Linked DNA regions of Homo sapiens: region 1 is linked to region 2. A link is a contact called in ENCODE Hi-C or POLR2A ChIA-PET data. All regions are on one chromosome and are shown on one strand. The core of a region is the stretch at or near the end of the contact, and the rest is flanking DNA. Distances in the headings are between cores, read along the strand shown.

The links. Hi-C counts contacts between places; a loop is a spot of excess contacts on that map. ChIA-PET counts read pairs that join two places held with the same protein, here RNA polymerase II (POLR2A). Pooled maps may share reads with other maps.
Region 1: a map of heart left ventricle shows a loop between it and region 2 (2.7-fold over the local background). The contact joins two enhancer-like sites. A Hi-C loop is called at or near these places in 2 of 168 maps with a recorded cell type or tissue (both heart left ventricle) and 6 of 50 pooled maps. POLR2A ChIA-PET finds 5 or more read pairs at or near these places in 2 of 52 experiments (Caco-2 and activated CD4-positive, alpha-beta T cell).

The regions. Positions count from the first base shown.
Region 1 is chr4:124,057,645-124,063,395 of GRCh38, forward strand. All of the region lies in intron 2 of LOC105377407 (a long non-coding RNA gene), which reads right to left. It also overlaps the pseudogene PPIAP76. Among named protein-coding and RNA genes, the nearest start is that of LINC01091, 410 kb to the left of the region's middle. Within about 2 kb of position 2,752, at least 16 of the 41 ENCODE cell types and tissues checked have a DNase peak (open chromatin) inside an H3K27ac peak, as active enhancers do.
Region 2 is chr4:123,745,158-123,750,939 of GRCh38, forward strand. The region is part of intron 3 of LINC01091 (long intergenic non-protein coding RNA 1091); the gene reads left to right. LOC124900775 (a long non-coding RNA gene) reads right to left here and starts at 516. Exons shown (of 3, transcript XR_007058264.1): 1 at 388-516; 2 at 162-232; 3 at 1-42. It also overlaps the pseudogene RPL21P50. RefSeq lists enhancers at 3,873-4,458, 4,459-5,042, 5,043-5,626. Within about 2 kb of position 4,419, at least 6 of the 41 ENCODE cell types and tissues checked have a DNase peak (open chromatin) inside an H3K27ac peak, as active enhancers do.

The sequences.
Region 1 (5,751 bases), core at 1,502-4,001, 310 kb after region 2:
CTTATTTATTTGCAGTTCCCCTAATACACATGCTATCTCATGCACCTGTTTGTGTTTACTATTAAATTCATCTAACACCATTGGCTTACTTTAACTGATCCATCAAAATTCATCTCAGATTTTACCTCTTCCCATGTCTTTTTTTGTGTTCTTCCTAGTGGTAACAGTGTTAACTCTGTCTTACTCACTAAACAGACTTTCAAAAGGCATTTGCTATATCTTTTATCTCAGGATATTCAGGACTTCCATGATGACTGGACTATTGTAGAAACTAAATATTATTTTACCAAATTAAATGACATCAGAGAGAGATATATATATTTATTTGAAAGTTGAGTAAACTAAGGTTCCGAGGGGTTAAGCAATTTGTTGAATGTTAAACTGCTAGTAATTAGCAGACGTGTAACAACTCTTCACTGTTCTTTAGTTTACATTCTCAGGACTTAATAAAAAGCATAAAATGTAGAGGAGACTCAATATATATTTGTTGAAAGGAGAAATGGAAAAAGAAATTAGAAAAGTCTCAATCTTTTTAAACAAAATGCTACAAAGAAGTGAATTTCAAAATAGTACAAAGGAGGAAAGCTATAATATATTATTTTATAGCAAAAGTATCTTATTATGAAATGTAATAAATGATTTGAAGCAAATTTTTGAGTGTGGCATTTTGATTTTATAGGGAGCCAAATTGTATCTGTGTTTTTCATTCTTTAAATGTGCCATGTAGTTAATTATATTGAATAATATCAAATTAAAATTAAGATACAAATAACTTCCATGTGTAAAGGAAAGTAAACATCTCCCAGATTTATAGTAATATTTTGAATGTCTAAAATATTTTCTCATAAGCATGTCTTTTAAAATTAGTAAACCTATGGAGATTACTATATGACATAGACAGGATTTGAAAACATGCCCTGATGATCTCCATCCTGGTGTTATGCCTCATGTAATTTCTTCCCTTTGAGTGAGGGAAGGGCCTATGATTTGTTTTTTTGTCAAAAGAATATGGCAAAGGTGATAGGATATCACTCCCATGTTTGTACTATGCTTTATAAGACTTCTTTTAGCAGACTAGAGCCAGAGTGTCTCCCTTGCTGGCTTTGAAAAACTAATATGCCATGTTATGAGAGGGCCTGTGAGAGCATCACCTGACAGGGAACCTTGGTGGTCTGGAAGCTGAGAGTAGCCCCAGTTTCTAGCCAGCAAGAAAATGGTGAAGTCAGTCGTACAACCACAAGGAGTTGATTTCTTCCAGTACTCATGTGAGCTTGGAATAGACCCTTAGCTTCAGAAAGGAATGTAGCCTGGCACTCACCTTAATTTTCTCATCCTTGTGAGTTTGAGCCAATGATACAGTAAAAGTGAGCCTGTACTTAATGATCCACAGTGACTTTAAGATAATACGTGATGTTTTAAAACTTGCTAAGTTTGTGGCAATATGTTATGCATCAGTATAAAATGACTGCAGGTGCCTCTTCAACCTGTTTAATATGACAAGACTTGCTATAAACTTCTGAATTTTGAGAACAAATAAATACATTAACTTTTGAAAGGCAAAGCTTAAAAGCATTAAAGGAAAATAAAACCTATGATATCTTAAATAATTTGGGTTCCAAAAAATGACCAACAAATTGTTATGAGAAAAATACATGATAAATCAACTGAATGAATGAAAATGAATAGCAATGTTATATATTCATTTTAATGAAATGGAAAATAAAGGAAAATGCAACCATGTTTATCTTGGGTTTAAATCAGTATTCATTCACTGCTCTGTTTTAAAGTACTTTATGGTTATGGTTGTTTTACAAACCATGGCAGCTCAATCTCTATTTTATTTAGAAAAGCAAAAATATGTCAAAAATAAATAAAAGTTATACAAAACAAGCAATAATTTTTAGAGAAATAATGCAAACTTCAATTACTTCTAATATTATTTAACACTGAATATCAATAATCAGCTTCTCTAAAATAATTATGTCTTATATTGATCCTTTCCCAAACATATTTCTTCCTTTCACAGGATATTAAACATCTGATTGGGTCAATATAAAAAAATAACTTCTAACATTTACTTTAAGAATTTTTCAACTTAAGTTTAAGAATATAGCAGAATAAAGCTTAAAGAAAAGAAATGTTGAAGCAATCAAACACTTAGTAGTTTTAATTCCTGATTTCCAAAACTTATCAGAGGGAAAAATTAAAAATGGCCTATACATATTTTAGACTGTTATGTTCAATATAAAAATTCAGATGTAACAGACACCTTATTTGGAAATTTGGTAGATAGAATCTGTCAGGGTTGATCACAACTTGGAGAAGAGACCCAGAGACTGTTACATTGGGCTTGGGACTATGAGAATTTTATTTACTTAAAAAAAGTATGGAGAATTTAAATGCTCAAAATTTGCTATTTTAGGACACATGAAACTGAAGTAATGACTTTTATAGCTGCCTAACTACCTCTCATTTGTAGTTTTAAAATATTAAAATTAAGAATATTGGAAATAAATAAATGATACCCTAAAAATTTCTCTTCCAACTGTGTGAAAAATACAACAGTTTCATGTTACTATCACCTCTCCTATTTTTCTTGTCTTAACAAGACTTTGCTAGTTCCAAATTCTTAAGTGTTCTGAGTAGTCATGACATTATCATTCTGTATTTGTGATAGAATGACTAGCCTTAGATAGCTCATAGAAATTGTTATTCATTTCTTGCTTCATGATGTTCAGGGTACAATATGTACCAACACTTTTTTCTCTGTTTTCCTTCCTGCAGCTGATCTGATATTAAAGTGCTGGCTTTAATAAGTTTCCACTTCAGTCTAAAATAGATAATGTAAGAAACCAGAAAGCAGAGGCTGCCAAAGCTCACTGTTTCCTGAAACCAGATTGCTATTTTACTTCTTCCATTGTGAGAAAACACAGGCCTGCAGAACCTGCCCCACCTCTTCCTCAGAGTCAATTGCACCGTCTGTGATCCAGTCACTTCACTGAGGAAGTGCTCTATGTTGAGGGCTATCATCCAATTTCACTTCTTACTTTATTGTTTGCTTTTTTGTTTAAATTTCATTGCTTTCACATCTGGCTGGTGCAGCTTTTATGTGGTATTAAAAGTATGTGTCCAAATATGTGTCCCAGATGAACATCCTGTTTGCCTTTTGATTTAAATTTCTGTTTAGTAAACCTTTGTGGTTTGGATACAGTGAGGAGTATTTTCGGCAGAACTCCCTACCCACTTCCTCAAAAATAATGACTCCCCTGTCCATTCCTCCCTTCCTTACGTCCTCTGCTAAATTAATACTGTCTATCAGATGCATTCTTAGTGATATTCAAGAATATTACCTCCTCTCATGGTGATAAAAATCTATATCTAAAACATTACCGTTTCAGAAGCTCTTTCCACAAAAAGGCTATTTTACATGCTCTGTCATTAGCAGCAAATTGAAAATGTACCCATCAGGCCCTGGTAGAAAAATAACCAGTTTTTGAATTATGAGATATTTGCTTCATTCAGAGAAACATAAACAATGGCTTTTGAAAAAATAGGTTAGCAACTGTATTTTTTCTAGTCAAAATCAGAAAAGAAATATGGTTAAGGTATTTTAAAAATATTTCCTGCAAATTGGTCACAGAAATTCTATCACAGATGAATATATTTACTTGACATATTGCATAAAATTATTTTTTTAAATAACTGTGGTTTAAGCCAATTTTTTTGAAGCAAAATCTTTGGTTGTTCTTGGCATTTCTTAATTTGCTTACTTGGGGGTATTCTCCCCAAATCCACACATATAATTTTCATTGCCTCTAAAAGGGGTTATGAACACACATCTGAAGGAGAATTGACCACTTGTTTTTTGATGTTTTAAAGCCAACTAAAGCATAAACCTCTTGTTTCCTTTCTGATCCCAGGCTTTTTCAATAAGAACAATGCTTATGCAAGATTTCCTAGGGGGATTTTGTGGTTTGAGGTTTTAATAATCTAGGCTAAAATTCAAATAGGAACCACAGCTGCTTGGATAAGACTCTTAGACCTTTTCATTTGAACTGTAGTGAACTTACCAGAATTTTTAACTATTCTGAGCTCTATCTGATATACAAGCAGGGCATGTGGTAGCTGTATTTCCCACATAAGAATATCTGTATACTTGCAAATTGTATAAAATAATATAAAATAATATGCATGTTTCCTTTAATACTTGTTAACTTGTTTAAAACAGATTTGACTCTTTTAAACAGCGATGAATATTGGTGTTCTGATTCAGTAAGGGGAAGCTATGAAGAATACTTTAACAATTAGATCTTCAGGACTGTTAAAATAGAATCTCTTCATTTTCTGAAAAAAAAAATAAGCTATGTCTTTGCTATATTACTCTTTCATGATACTTTTTATAAAATTGATTTTGTATACAGATGCCCCTTTACTTGATGGGGTTAAGTCTCTATCTTTAAGCCAAAAATGCACTTAATACACCAAACCTACTGAGCATCATAACTTAGCCTAGCCTAGCTTAAATGAGCTCAGAAAACTTACATTAACCTGTAGTTAGACAAAATTATCTAACACAAAGCCTATTTTATAATAAACTGTTGGATATCTCATGTAATTTATTGAATGCTATACTGAAAGTGAAAAACAGAATGGTTGTATAAGTACTCAACATACAGTTTCTGCTGAAAGCATTTTGCTTTTTCACCATTATAAAGTTGAAAAATAGTAACTATTGTAAGTCAGTGACCATCTGTACTTCTAAAATAGTAGTATTGTGTTTAAAATGTAAGATTTATTGAAGAATCTAGGCTTTACCGATGCCACTGGCCAACCAGAGTCCCCTGTTACCAGCCATGGTCAACCCCACCGTATTCTTCTACATTGCCATCCCTGGTGAGCCCTTGGGCCCCAACTCCTTCGGGCTGTTTGCAGAAATAATTCCAAAGACAGCAGAAATATGTAGTGCTCTGAGCACTGGAGAGAAAGGATTTGTTATAAGGGTTCCTGCTTTTGAAGAATTATTCCAGGGTTTATGTGTCAGGGTAGTGAGTTCACATGCCATAATAGCACTGGTGGCAGGTCCATCTATGGGGAGATATTTGATGAGGACTTCAACTTGACGCATACAGGTCTAGCATCTTGTCCACAGCAAATTCTGTACCCAACACAAATGATTCCCAGTTCTTCATCTGCACTGCCAAGACAGAGTGGTTGGATGGCAAGCATGTGGTCGTTAGCAAGGTGAAAGATTGCATGAATATTGTGGAGGCCATGGAGCGCTCTGAGTCTAGGAATGGCAAGACCAGCAAGAAGATCGCCATTGCTGACTGTGGACAACTCTAATAAATTTGACTTGTGTTTTATCTTAACCACCAAATCATTATTTCTACAACTCAGGAGAGCGCCCCTCCACCTCATTTGCTCGCAGGGTCCTAGAATCTTTGTGCTCTCACTGCAGTCCCTTTGGCTTCCATATTTTCCTTATTCCCTTCCATGCTTAGCTGGATTGCAGAATTAAGTTTATAATTCTGAAACAAAAACTAAATAACAAAAAAGAAGATCTATTGAACAGTCTGTTCACCAAGTTCCTGAAGTATGAAATACATTAAATTATAGCCATCAGGTATATTTAAATGAGGCTCCAATGTTCATATGAAAGGTAAACATTCAGAGTCTATCACAGTGTTATAACATTATTTAAACATTTATTTAATCAACAAATGACTGCATACTGAGGAATTTACAAGTAGA
Region 2 (5,782 bases), core at 3,169-5,668:
TAACCCCCCACTCCATAAGGCAAGCTCTAGAAACCAGGGTTCCTGAAAAGGAACAAGAAAAAGGTGATACCAGGTGAAACCATCAAAAGTTGTTTGCGGTAACATTAGCCCTATGGGTTCAAGCGCCCTTCTTTCAGTTTATGCAGTCACGCAGTGGTTACCTCTTGCTGGGTGACTTTATTCTTTTATCCTTTGTAGAAATGTTGTAATTCTGGCAAAAAGCCCACAGAATCTATGTTTAAAAAGAGAAACAAATAATGCTAAAATGCAATGTAGTGTATGTAATTAAAAATATCTTTCCTTGAACTTGGACAAAATAAATTATTGTGTAAAAATTATTTATTTTCCTAATTTAACTGCAGATTTGAACCTTAATCTTATTATTACTTTTTTTCCCTGGAATCTCTATGTTCAAAACCACTTCTTGATCTTCCAAAGCTGTGATATTTGTGAACTCAATTTGCACAATCTCTAAACGATGCTACTGGTAGCCCAAATTAATATGATAAATTACAGTTATTTCCATGCATTGTAAATCTTCTCTTGATTTTTTTCAGTCCAGAGGTCTTTTTTTTTTAATACCTATTATGACATAAGGAAGAGGTTCCAGCACCCCAGGGTCCTTCCCATTGGTTCTCACACGGTGTGCTTCTCTGGGTGGAGCACACTGGCGCTTCAGTTGAACCCAGGTAGTTTTCTCTTTGGCTTCCTTCTCTTTCTGATTATTTTCCTTCACGTGTTTCAGGAAACTATCTTGGCTCCTAGAGTGCTTAATGTGCTCAGTACGCACTTTAATTCTCTTGGCAAGAATCTTGCCCTTCATTGTTTGTTCACAACAATGCCAACAGCATTCTGGGTAACATTCTAGACTCTTCCAGTTTTGCTATGGCAACATTTGTGGGACATTCCTTTTCGAACAGTACCCATTCCCTGGATGTCAACAGTATCACCTTTTTTTTTTTTTTTAACTGTTTCTCATGCATGTAGCCAAAGGAACAACTCCATGTTTCCTAAAAGGTCAAAAGAATGTATATGGGGTGCCTCCCCTCTTCCCCTTTGTGTTTCCCATTTTGATGGATCACTGGAAGATGGCAGTTCTAGCTAAAGGAAGACTGTCTCTTGATTTTAAAGGATGAGGCTTTATAATATCTAGGCAAATGGCCAGAGTGGAAAATAATCTGTACATCACAATAATAATGATAAACATAATAATAAAAATAGTAACAATAATATGAAAGTACTCCACATTTTGTGTTTTTTGAAAAGAAAATATAGGGGAGGAAGTATATGTTTCCTCCTCTTCCCCCTTATATAATTTTCATAAAAACACATATCTCAAATGTGATCCAGACACAGCCAATCTGTGCCAATATGTCAATACAAAATGACAATTGCAATCAGATATCCCCCACAGGCATTACATAGGATTACCTGCATTTCCTAAGATAACTGTGTTTTAGAAAATTGACACAAAACTGACATAAGACAATCCTGGTAAGTAGGATTGGTGATCCATTTAATAGAAATCTACAGTGGAGGAATGGTTTACACTGGATGGCTTCTTGATGTTGCTGACCGTTTAAGTGGGAGAGATTGCCAGCTAAGAGTAAATATTATACATATATATATTTCTTCTTCTTTTTTTAATAATAGAGACAGGGTCTCACTATGTTGCCCAGGCTGGTTTTGAACTCCCGAGCTTAAGCAATCCGCCTGCCTTGGCCTCCCAAAGTGCTGGGATTACAGGTGTGGGCTACCATGCCCAGCCTTAAATGTTATATATTTTTAAGTAACATTTTATATGGTTTTATATACATTACTCCTTTTTAGTCACATATAAACCCTGTGAGACAGATGGGGCAGAAATTACATATTTTTACACAATAGGTTAGGCGATCTGATTACAATCAGTACTGGTATGTGTAACCTAGAGCTAGGATTAGGACTAGGCTCTCAGACTTTCATCAGCACATCACACTGCCAGGCTTCTTTCGGCTGAGCTGGTGGGGCTCCTCTGCTTCCTCCTTTCCTTGCGCTCAATCGCTGTGCTCTCATCAGCAGCTAGGAGCAGCAGTGCATTCTTTTCTTCCCTCTCGAACAGTCCCACGTTTAGTAGGAATTAATAAGAAGCTCCCCTCCATAAAAAAGTTAGAAATCCATTTCTTTTCCAAGACCCTTCTACTTCAGTTAAAGAAACTGAGATCTAGACGCAGAAGGAGGCCTGGGCTACAGACTCAGTGCTCTTTCTGCTCTATCACATTAGCTGACATCAGTGTCGCTATAAGAAACAAAAAGAATCTATTTAAAAACACAACTGATTACAGCTATTTCTGCCCCTAGAGGAGGAAAGCTCCTATGGCTGGAGATGATGGCTTTTTATTTAGAAAGTTTCCTTGTTATTGCCTTTAAATAAAAAAGGTTAGGCTTCCATTCCCTCCTCCCCTGCATATGGTGGTGCTGGAAGGTCTGAGCAGCAGGACAGCAGGCAAAGGGTTTCTAGAGACGTGCCAGCCAATGAGAAAGCCATGTGGGCTGGGGTGGTAGAGTACTTTTAAGAAGTGTCAAAATGAATATTAATGTAAAGGGCTCTGATGCCACCTCCCTTGCTGAAAAAACTTCAGTATAATCTGCTAAATAGATACTCCAATGCCTTCCTTGAGTGTTCTTTGTAGGGTAGAGGAAAGAGGGGACACAGGTACATCAGAGTCCTCATTGGAAGAGTGAAAATAGCAGCTGCTTGAGGCTAAAGTCTAGATTTCAGTGGGTACAGAAAACTTGATGTAGACTGTAGGGCATATACCACACAGATTTGCAGAGATTTTCAGAAGAGCAACAGCCTTCTTATTAGATGTGCATTTGCTGATTTGATGGAAATCTCAAGGTCACTGTAACTTCAGTTGACTTCTCCCTTACACAAAGAAGAGGCTAAAAGCCGTTATTGATTGCTCTCAAGAAATCAGAGAAGAGGCCATGGCCACTCAAATATCCTAAAAAGGCTTTTGGATTTATGGAACTGTGGAAACTAACAGTCTTTAAATATCAACTGGTCCAACCTTTGTCTACTTCCTTCTCCTTCTCATCCTTTTTGCAATAAAGGAATCAAAGACTTAGATTCAATATCCAATGTATACCAGGCCGTTGAGTAATCACAGATGCAAGACTAGAATCTGACTGTGGATTCAGAGTCAGAAGCCCTGGGTTCTGCTCCCTGCTGCATTTTCTTATTTTCTGTACCTTCTTGAACCTCAGGTCCCTCTCTGTAAAAAGAGGTAAGTAAAATCACATCTCACAGGGTTTTTGGAGGACCCTATGAGTTAATGTGGGATTTGAAAACTGTAGGAATGTTAAAACATTTTATTGTTATTATTTATGAGGTTATTTGGGTGCCAACAATTATACGAAGAGGATTATTTTGGCTTTCCTGAAATAGCAGCAGTGCTATAGTTGAAGTGACTTCACTGTTCTGCATGTCTGTGTGTGCACATGTGCAGATCCAGGCCAGGGCTAGGCAGTGAAGTTTATAGATTGTCTTTTGGGATAACGAGCTTTTGGGCTCTTGGTAGGCCTTCTAAATAATACATTGTTTTTCTTCTTTCTTTTCTTTTCACAGGAATTAGAATAATAGCTAAAATTTCTCACTTGTTTCTTAAGGAAGTTAGGAATACATCTTAATAAATCAAGAAGTTCAAACACATCATCCATAGCAACTTGAAGTAGACTCCTATTCTGTTTAACCATGCCTTTTGAGAGTCAAAATCCAGGGATGCTCCCTACAGCCAGTCTTGAAGAACAGAAGGGGAACTACATGCCACCAGGCTATGGGAGCTGTTTCAGCAGCAGATCATTACCTAATCTCTTCCTGTCTCCCCGGTAGAGCTGAACAGAGCCTGTGAGAGAAAATTCCGGATGTTAAGGGAAGGAGAAAGAGGTATAGGTGTAGGGACTAAAAGTTGATGTGGTATCATTCCTATGAAAAAAATAATCAGATTCATTTTTATATTTCCTAAGCACGCTTATATTTGGTGAAAAAAAAAGAGCATGTTAGAGACATTATTTATGATGGTCATGCCTCAAATCTTGTCTTTACTTACAGTTTCCATTTCCAAAACTCTCTTAAAGCTTCTAGTCTTTTTAAGCCTGAGTATTTTAATAGAAGTAAAGTCTCTCCTGTCAGAGTGCTATTCCCTAGACATGTTTGCCTCCAGGGTCTGAAAAGAAAGGAGTCCATTTTACACCCTGAAGCAGAGTGTACCCCTCTGTTCTCTTCAGACAGTGTGGGGAAGGATGTACCCCTTTAATCTCAAGAGGCAAGAAAATATCGAAACAGATGACTTTGGCAGGTTTGCTGAAGGCTGGCGGCAGGTTGGCCGGGCCGCAATCAGTGGCCTCCAGAGTTCAGCGTGACAGGAAGCAGGGGCTGCTGCTCTGCCTGGTCATTAGTGAGGAGCAAGAGAGCCTGATGATTAGTCCTTGCAGCACTGGAGAATGTTCCCATATCTGGCCCAGGGGACAGAGAGGTCCCAAAACATCCCAGACATTTGGTCGTCAGCGCTTTCATTCTCTCATCACTCAGGAAGTTAGAGAGAAGATAAAAACAAATTAAAGAATTTTTTTTAAAGCACTCAAGTTTTTCTTAACATTTTCCATTTCCTTTTACAACACAAGTTTTAAACCTTGTGATGAAATGCTAAGTCACAGATGTAAAGGTGTCAAGAATTATAATTGCACGTTCCACACACAACCTTAGCTCCTCTGAGCATGCAAAAAAACCAGGAATTAAATAACTTGCTGATTCAACTTTGTCAATACAATGAATCATATTAACAAAATGTTAATGAATTAGTGAACTTCCGCAAAAGGTGAAGAACAGCCATGAGCATCAGCATTATCTTGAGATGTTAGGGAGAAAGGGTGGTGGGAGGGATTGGGAGGTAGCAGCAGCACCAGCACAGAAACAAGGGCCAGAAACAGGCCTCCTGCAGGGGCAGCCACTTCCTCCTCCTGCCTGCTTAGCCCTGCTCTGCAGACACACAATAATCACCCCAGCGGGTCTAGGGATCAAATGACGGCACTGCTGAAGGATTAAGAGCAACTCTATCCTCTTGGCTTGGACTTTGGAATTTTCATTAAAATGACCTTGGGTGTGGTGAGAAAGGAATTCAGACAACAGGGATCAAGTCTTAAACATGTCACCTGGGAAAACAACCGAAGGGCCCCTTCAGAGAGAGCTTTCTTTCTGGGACTCAGGCAGAGTTGTCACACTTGTTTTCCTAAGTGTTTCTCACATGGGATTAGCCTCCAGATATGTGAAAAGTGAGGAGTTGAAGGTCTGAGGTAGGCAGAATGAGGCAAAAAATAAATTACAATGTGCTAGTGCAGGCTGGACTTCTTAACGTTCTCAAAGCTCTGTAATGTTTGACTTGTTGAGAGATTGCCCTCTTCCTCTCCTCATCTCATTGCTCTCAATGGAAGGAGCTGGGGCTCCATCTGCAATTCATGGTGGGTTATTGTAAAAAGCACTGTAGAGACTGGGTTGGCCTTATGTAGGCAGCAGCCTGTAGTCCAGCAGACGTGGATAGATGGCTGCAGGCTTGAGACTTAGGTAATTTGAGGCCGGGCATGATGGCTCACACCAGTAATCCCAGCACTTTGGGAGGCTGAGGTGGGCGGATCACGAGGTCAAGAGATCGAGACCATGCTGGCCAACATGGTGAAACCCCGTCTCTACTAAAAATACAAAAATTAGCTGGGTGTGGTGGTGCATGCCTGTAGTCCCAAGTAT